2 separate regions of the Mus musculus genome follow, and region 2 is linked to region 1. Evidence: chromatin contacts called from ENCODE Hi-C or POLR2A ChIA-PET data. All regions are on one chromosome and are shown on one strand. Each heading gives the region's core, a stretch centred on a gene start or an enhancer-like site at or near the end of the contact. The rest is flanking DNA. Distances are from core to core; before and after follow the strand shown.

Region 1 (4,310 bases), core at 911-3,410:
TTTCCTGTCTGCCCTGCGTTGAAAGATAGGGGTGCCCTGCCCTACAGCATCATCAACGGAAGGGCCAGTCTGGGGTGCCTGGTCCACAGGAAGACATGCACCACTGTGGCCTTCACACAGGTTAACTCAGAAGACAAGGGTGCTCTGGCTAAGCTGGTGGGAGCTATTAGGACCAATTATAATGACAGATATGATGATTGTTGTCGCCACTGGGGAGGCAGCGTCCTGGGTCCTAAGTCTGTGGCTCGCATTGCCAAGCTGGAAAAGGCAAAGGCTAAAGAACTCGCCACTAAACTGGGTTAAATGTAAGTTTTCTGTACATAAATATAATTACAACATTTAAAAAAAAGAGCCAGTATGTTCATGAGAGACGACCAAGCAAGACCACAACCCAGTGAGGCACAGGAAACTGGAATCATGTCTCTGGGTGGGCATCTTGGGCTCACAGCAGCAACATTTGAAGTCTTGGGTAGCTCCTTGGCCTGTGGCGAGTGGAACCTCTCTTGTGCCTGCTCTGCTTTGTGCCCACAACTTTCCTTGCTGGGTATCGGTCTTAGAGCTCATTCTGTTGCTGTGGTAAAACACTGACCAAGAGCTACTTGGGGAGAAAAGAGTTTATTTTAGCTTATAGTTGTAGTCCATTATCAAGGGAATTCAGGGCAGGACATTAAGGCAGGAGCCTAAGCAGAGGCCATGGAGGAGGAATGCTTTTTTTTTTTTTTCCTGGGATTAAAGGTGTGCGCCACCACTGTCTGGCAGGAATACTGCTTATTTACTGGCTTGCTCTGCCTGCTCTCCTGCACACCTGCTGGCACTGCCCACAGGAATTATTAATCAAGAAAATGCCCTCCTCGAGACTTGCCTGCTGGCCGTTCTGACGGAGATGACGCCTCAGATGATACTCCCCCTTTCCAGATTACTCTGGCTTATGTCAGGTTGACAAAAACCTGAATCAGCACAGCATCCCATGTTCCTGGCCATCATGGCATCCCCTTGTCTCCATTACAACTGATGTTTCACCTTCCTCTCTCTGTGCCTTCAGGACCTCCATGTAACATGCAGCCTGGGTCCATGTTACCTGACTCTCACACTTTAATTCTGGAACCTTGGTCTGAGTCTTTATGACCCTGCCACTGCTGCATCCTGCATGCCTGTGAAGTTAGCACATAGAGCCAGTGTGGGTTCTGCTGCCATCTCAAAGTGTTGTCACAGCCCTGAGCTGTGGCTGCAGCAGCTCTGTTTGCTCAGCTGAACCTGAAGGACATATACCCAGGTGGTCATGTTACAGTAGAGCATCTTTGCATTTGGCTGTCTCTTCAGATTCTCAAAGGAATGTTTTCCAAAGGGTCTTGGTCTCTCACCTTGAGTCTGAGGAGTGGAGCCTGCCTGCAAGACATTTTCCTGTTATGTTAGAACCAGGTCCATGTCAGATTCCCATTGAGCTCTGAGCAATTACAGCCCCTCTGTGCTTTGCACAGCCACCTTGTCCACTTTCAATTTGCTCTTTACCTCCCCACAGTGTACATTGTCCACATCTTCCTGGTCTATTCTCTGCTTGTAGTCTGACTAAGAGCAGTGGATAGGGATCATTCCAAAGCCTGGTGCTCTGCTCTCTTGAAATTTCCTCTGCTAGTTTATTGTGTTTAGCTTATTTTCTGAGATTGGGTCTCACTGTACAGTTCTGGTTGGCATGGAGCTCGATATGTAGATCAGGCTAGCTTCAAACACAGAAAAATCCACTTACCTCTGCCTTGAGTGCTGGGATAAAGGCTGCTCTGCTGTGCCTGGCTTATTCTGTTAGTTTTAGGTACACTCTCCCTGAAGGCTGGGCACAGCCAGATTCATTGCTGGAGCCCACCATGAACATGCTGTACAGAGCCTTGTGGAAGTGCAGAACCTGCTCACTTGCTGCTGCCAGTCTGCCCCATGTGCTAAGGCTTCTCATAGCATCCCCACCCTGCCTCAGTCCCTGCCCAGCTTACTCTTCTGCCACTATGGCAGGACACAGGACAGGGACTCATGTGCTGCTTTTGTCCCTTGAATCTTATGGCTAAAGCGGTTTGATGTGTGGTAGCAGGAACTGTGGCTGGACATACTCCGACAACAGATAAAAACATCTCAGACTGCCAGTGGGGCCAGGAACAGGAAAGCCTGCCCACATTTTTCCCCTTCCCCAGCTAGGCCCCACCCTTTGGTGATGCCACCTTTAACACAGCACCACCTGCAGGGACAGAGTGTTCAAACACTGAACTTGTGGGAACTATTCATGTCCAAACAAACAAGCTCGTATGTGCATTGTTTGTGTGAGGTCTGGTGAGTTCTGAGCCTTTGGTACAGCACCGTGCACAGTTCTTCCACTCTCCCATGCCTACCCTCTGTTCCTTCTCAGTCCCCATGCCCTGAGGCAGCTGATTGCTTTTGAAACAGGCTCACCTAGCCCAGTCCTGAAGTCTGTTTTGTGGAAGATGCCTTGAACTCACATCTCTACCTCCTCTGGAGTGCTGGGATGACAGTTTTGCGTTTCCACCTGTGGCATGTCCCTTTTGTTATTTAATGTTTATTTAATTTGATGTATGTGTGCCTGAGTCTATGTCCACACCATGTGCCTGGTGCCTTCAGAGCTCAGAAGGGGCATTGGATCTCCCAGAACTGGGGCCATAGATGGTTATAAGCATCATGTATGTACTGGGAATGGAACCCGGGTCTTCTGCAAGAGCAGTAAGTGTTCCTAACTGTTGGACCTCTCCAGCCTCTTGTTTCGTTTTTTTTTTTTTTTTTAAGTTTTATTTGTTATGTATAAAGTGTTCTGCCTGCAGGCCAGAAGAGGGCACCAGATATCATCACAAATGGTTGTGAGCCACCATTGCTGGGAATTGAACTCAGGACCTCGGAAGAGCAGCCAGTGTTCTTAACCTCTGAGCCATATCTCCAGCCTTTGTTTGGGTATTTTTGAGACAGGGTCCTTCTTTGTAGCCTAGGGTGGCCTTTCCCCTTCAAGGTACTGAGGATGCTGGGTCTGTACCATTAGGGTCCATCTATCCCATTATATGATAAAACAGTTCATTCATGTGCTCCATCAACCCCGGAAACACATGTACCCACATGATTTGAAAAACCATGGACATCTTTGTTTTTCCACTTTTAACACGTGCCTTTAATCCCAGCAATCATCAGGTTTGGAGCTCACCTGGTCTTGAGTTCCAGGTCAGTCAGCATTGCACAGTGAACCTCTGTCTCAGAACAGAGCAGAGAAGAGCCCCTTCTGGAGTGGTTGGCTCTGTCCCTCAGAGGCAATCGATCCTGTTCTCCAGGCACACACTCCTGTCTGTACTTTTTTGGCCACAGGAGTGCTGGGATTCCAGATGTACATCGCTGTGTCTGTGTTTTCATCCATGTTCCTAGGAGCCACCTTCCTGGTCTGGCCAGTGCTTTTACTCCATTCTGCTTGAGGCATTGTTGGAGATAGCATATAGCCAGGCTGGCCTCTGATGTACAGAGGCCTTGCCTTAAGTTTCCCATACCCTGCCTCTGCCTCCTGAGTGTGAGGAGTAGGTGTGTGCCATTGCCTTCTTTCTGTGACCTCCACTCCCCTGAGGCTGTGTAGAGGAGTGAACTTTTGGGACCTCAAGGTAGCATCTTAAGGAGACTTCACCTGTGGCAGTGGTGATGCCACATTTGCACAGTGGTGCTGAGAGTTCCATTGTGTCCTAGCTGGCACTTAGTAGTGTCAATAGCTTTGGCCATTGTCTCACAGTTTTGCCATGACGTCTCACCATCATGGGCATAGACTTGTTGTCATAGACTACAGTGAGAGTCAACTCCTGCCATCTGGCTCCTGGGTTGCCCTCATGGCCAAGGGCAAGGAGTGTTCAGCAAAGCTGCTTCCTGCCCTTGAACTTAAGCCAGGAAGAAGGCTGTTGCCAAAGGAAGGAGGAAGTGTGTCTGGCTGCTGTAGGCCTGATCTTTGTAGATCCTACTACTCTGGGCCCTCTGGAGGGCGCTTCTGCCCTGCTGAGCTGCCTGAGCCTCAGCTCTCTTGAGTGTGATGCACATGGAACATTGATGAGGACTGCCTCTCTCCACAAGACACACTGGTGAGTCCTGTGACATCTAAGTATCTGCCTGTGGGACAGGTTCCAGGTTCTTTGGGACCATTCTGGAACTCGTGTTCCTATAAGGCCTTTCCTCCCTGGCTGGCGCTGTGTACGTTGAAATCCTCCTCGTAGCCAGAATGGCCGAGAAGCATCCAGTTATAGGCAGTTGATAAGCTGGTATTGAATTCAGGAGCTTGTGGCCACACCCCTCTCTAG
Region 2 (4,310 bases), core at 1,036-3,535, 100 kb after region 1:
ACAGTATGCTCCCCAAAAGGGCCGAATCCTGAAAACAGGAAAAGAGAAGTTATTCTCTCTTCTTACCTGAGTTCTGAAATCTCATCCCCAGACACACCCCTATTCTAGCTTCTTATCCAGTCCTTCCTGGTATGCCCCAGCTATGGGCTGTGGCCTCAACTTGCTGAGTCCTGGGGTGACAGGCACAGGCTTCCTTGTCCCAATTGGGTCCTCACACCTGGGAGGACCTAGTTAGCCTCTCTCTTCAATGCTCTGTTCTCCAGCCAAAATCCAACTACTCTATCACTGTCTGGGTGGGGCTGTGGACCACCACTACTTTAAGATTAGCTCACAGAGACTGGGAGGGGGGTGTCTCCAGGACAGGCTGGGTGGACACCAGACTGCTTCTGCTTTTGGTCAGTTCAACCTTCAACCTCCAGGTCCTATCTCTGACCAAGACAGACCTCCAAGGCCTTGTGGCATTTGGCTCCATTCCCTCTGAAGTCAGGGTTTCCAGGGCCTAACTGTCATGAGCAAGAAGTGACGCAGAGAGGGGGCTGACTCTACCAGGTCACACAGCAGGAGTGGGAAGAGGCTGGGATTTATCCCATATGGGTAACTCGGCCTCCTTCTCTAGCCACTGGGTTGCCAAGAAAAGTTAAATTGAGAAAAACAAAAACCAGCCCACTGGCCTCTGGGTGCCATGGTGCAGACCCAGACTCCAAGACTGTTTCAGGCCAGTCCAGGCTACATGAGACCCTGCTTCAAAATAAATAAATACAGCTGGAAAGATACCTCAGTCAGTTGCCACACAGGGCCCGAGTTCAGCTCTCCAGCACCATATACCGGAGGTGAGGAGGCACAAACTTGTATTCCCAGGGCTGAGGAAGCAGAGACAGGCAGTCTGGGGCGCTATGGCCAGTTAGTCTAGCCTAACTGGCAAGCTCTAGAGCAGGGGTTCTCAGCCTTCCTAATGCTGCCATCCTCTCTTTCTTTCTCTCTTTTGCTACTTCATAACTGTAATTTTGCTATTGTTATGAATCATAATATAAAAATCTGTGTTTCCCCACAATCTGAGGTGACCCTTGTGAAAGGGTCAATTGGCCCACAAAGGGGTCGTGACTCACAGGTTGAAAAATGCTACCTCTGAATGCGTCCTAAATTGAGACACTTTCTCAAAACAGAGGTGGATGGAGCCTGAGTAATGACACCCAAGGTTAACCTCTACACACACACACACACACACACACACACACACACACACACATCTAAGAACCTGGGTTAGTGTAACTCAGGTGGTAAGAGCCTGCTGCCAGTGTTAAGAGGTTAAGAGAGAGCCACCATACCTCAGGACAGCAGGTAGAGGACACATCTTGGGGCATCTCATCATGGTGGCACATGCTGCTCACCCTATCATTTGGAAGTTTGAAGCTAAATCATCACCCTGGGTTTGTAGCCAGCCTTGGTCACAGAGTTAAGTTCCAGGTCAGCAGGATAGTGCAACAGAATGAGACTCTATCTTAATAAACCAACCAACCAAATAAACACCCCCACCCCCAGAATGCTCCAATGGATCAGGGACACTGTCGTTCACACTTGTACTGCAGGGAACAGCAGGGAGAAAGTCCCAACCTTTCTCAGTTATAAAACACCTGTAGGAGTGGGAGTTTTTCCTGGCTCACTCCCTGTGGCCTCTCAGGGCAGAGGCTAACCCGAGTGCCCTCCTCCAAGGCCTGGAAATAAGAACAGTTGGCTTCCGGGGGTGCTGGTGACAGTAGGAGCTGGTCTCTAGAGTCCCTGGGTCATTCCGGGGTCAGGTTGACTCCAGGCCCAACACCTGCCCCAAACCGGGTTGCAGGCCCCTCCAACAATACAAGGTGCCAGGAGCAGAAGCTGAGCGGATCGTATGTCACTGGGACTTTTCCTGGCCGTAAACCCGCCTTTGTCCCCGGGGTCAGCGGGTGGGGACATGCCAGAGCTCTGAAGAGGCAGGGAGGGACTGCAGTACGCGAGGTGACCTGTCTGCACCCTAGTCCCCGCGCACTCCGAACTCCCGGCCGCGTGACCCCGGACTTTCCAGGTTACCAGGACCGAACGGTGCTATCGCGGGCGGCGACAACTGCAAACCTCTGGCAACCGCGAACACTTGCCCCGCCGCCCCGGTCCAGATGCACCTACCGGTTACCACTACCGCCTTCCGCGGCTGCTCCATGGTGGAATGCACTCTCTAGGATCCTGGCTGTAGGGACTGGAGCGGACACGGACCCCCGAGCCCCGCCCGGCCGCTCGGCCCCGCCCCCTAACGCTGGGCCTGCGCGGACACGCCCCGGACACGCCCCCGACCAGCTGTACGCTCCCCTGCGCGGCCCCCCGGGTTCCGCCGAGCCCCAAGCGCACCACTACACCCTGGACCCCAACGCCCGGGCCAGGCCATTCCTAGGCCACGCCTCCTAGAAACCACACCCCTAGCCAACCCCGCCCCCAGTCTTCCAAAGACCCTCCTCCAGGTCCTGTAAGGGACCCACCACGCCCCCAAGAATCACACGCCTGGAGCTTTCCAAACTCTCAGGTCGGGGTCACGCTCCAGCCAGGTCCCAAGCTCCCAAGACACTCCCAAACCCATCCTTAAAACAACTGGGCCCAGGTCATGTACCTCCGCCTACTCCCACGCAAGTGCAGATCCTTCCAATGCCCCTCGGCCAGGCCGCAGTCCACGTTCACACCCGCGACCCATGACATCCCTGGCTCAGGCCATGCTCTCTGAAACTTCTTCCTTCTAAAATCTACTCCGCCCTGAACCCACCTAGGGCAACGACCCCGACCCCCCTTCCCTTTATGCCACTGAAAACACTGAGCTGGGCATGCATACCGGGTCTCCATCTAGGCTCCGCCCCCAGTCTACCACCGCCAGGTTCCCTGTGGCCGCAGGGCTCACAAGGTACCTGGAGCCATGCCCCGCCCCAAGTATCGACCAGCCCAGGCCATCTCCCCTGGTCCCCCTGCCTGGCCACGCCTATTCGCTGCCAGGACCCTCCCCCTACTTGAATTTTAAACGTGCCTCCAACACGTAAGTGGGCAATGGGAGTGTGCTCCGCTCCAACCTTCTCAGTCTCAGTTTCTCTTCCTGTAAGACATAGGGCGGGGGAACAATTTGATTGTGTTCACTCATCACAGTTTACAAACAAGGACACCGAGGCATGGCTCTGAGGAAGACAGAAGTGTCACTTCAGCAGAAAGCTGAGGGAGGGGCGCAGGAGGAAGAGCTTTGACTCTCTGCCAACATGGCTAACTGGAATACTTCCTTTCCTTGGCTCCAGGTTGCACCTTATTACCCCAGAGCCTTTGCTCACCTGCACATCTAGCTGTTCACTGCCCAGACTTCCTCCTCCTGCAGTCCTTCTCCGACTGTCATCTCCTTTTAAGGACGCTGTTTTTCCATCCCCTACCTGGACATCGTTTAGGCTCATCTTAAGGAGGTCCCATTTTTCTAATGTTTCATATTTTTAAAAATCTTTTTTTTTTTTTTTTTTTTTTTTTGGTGTTTTCGAGACAGGGTTTCTCTGTATAGCCCTGGCTGTCCTGGAACTCACTTTGTAGACCAGGCTGGCCTCGAACTCAGAGATCTGCCTGCCTCTGCCTCCTGAGTGCTGGGATTAAAGGCATACGCTACCACGCTCGGCTTTAAAAAATCTTATTTGTTACTATGGTGTGTGTCACTTCAGCTGCTTTAGGGTTAGCCTGTCAAGGCAGCCTTTTGCTGAAGGCTGGTGTTTGACCTGGTGCCCAACCACCATTTGGGTACCTGGGACATCCCCTGCCTACCCTGTAATCCTCTATTGTGATTTCTGCAAAAACACCAGGAGAAAACAGAGCCCCCTATCTGTGTCTGCAGAGGCAGGGTGGGGCCTTACTGAGCCACAAGCATCTTGTTCCAAGCAGTTATGACCCTCCATGTTCCGGGACACTGGGGGAACACTGGCTCCCATGCACAGCCAAGAACCCTTCCTCTGACTGCATAGCATATAAACAGACAAACGGATCCATAGTATGTTGGGGGAGGGGCAATAGGAGAGAGAGAGAGAGAGAGAGAGAGAGAGAGAGAGAGAGAGAGAGAGAGAGAGCAAGAGCACATGCAGGGTAATTAGGAGAATGAGTAGATGGGGGCCCTCATTGGACTGAGTTTAGGCTGGGGAAGAAGACAGGAAGGGCTAGCGAGAACTGTGAATTGAGAGACAGTTACTTGAGACACTAAGGGAGCCTGGAGGCCAGCATGTGCTTTGGTCTGCTGATAGGCACCACTGGTAGCCATATGTTCCTTCTGCCTGAAGTAA

What was found. Hi-C counts contacts between places; a loop is a spot of excess contacts on that map. ChIA-PET counts read pairs that join two places held with the same protein, here RNA polymerase II (POLR2A).
Region 2: a loop to region 1 is called in a map of T-helper 17 cell, with 2.0 times the contacts of the local background. The contact joins the promoter of Pgpep1 here to the enhancer-like site in region 1. A Hi-C loop is called at or near these places in 1 of 37 maps with a recorded cell type or tissue (T-helper 17 cell). POLR2A ChIA-PET finds 5 or more read pairs at or near these places in 2 of 5 experiments (Patski and embryonic stem cell).

Annotation. Positions count from the first base shown.
Region 1 is chr8:70,556,346-70,560,655 of GRCm38, forward strand. The region is part of intron 1 of Ell (elongation factor RNA polymerase II); the gene reads left to right. Among named protein-coding and RNA genes, the nearest start is that of Ell, 19 kb to the left of the region's middle. Within about 2 kb of position 2,161, at least 1 of the 3 ENCODE cell types and tissues checked has a DNase peak (open chromatin) inside an H3K27ac peak, as active enhancers do.
Region 2 is chr8:70,657,453-70,661,762 of GRCm38, forward strand. Pgpep1 (pyroglutamyl-peptidase I) reads right to left here and starts at 2,286. Exons shown (of 5, transcript NM_023217.4): 1 at 2,158-2,286; 2 at 1-28. The coding sequence starts at 2,191.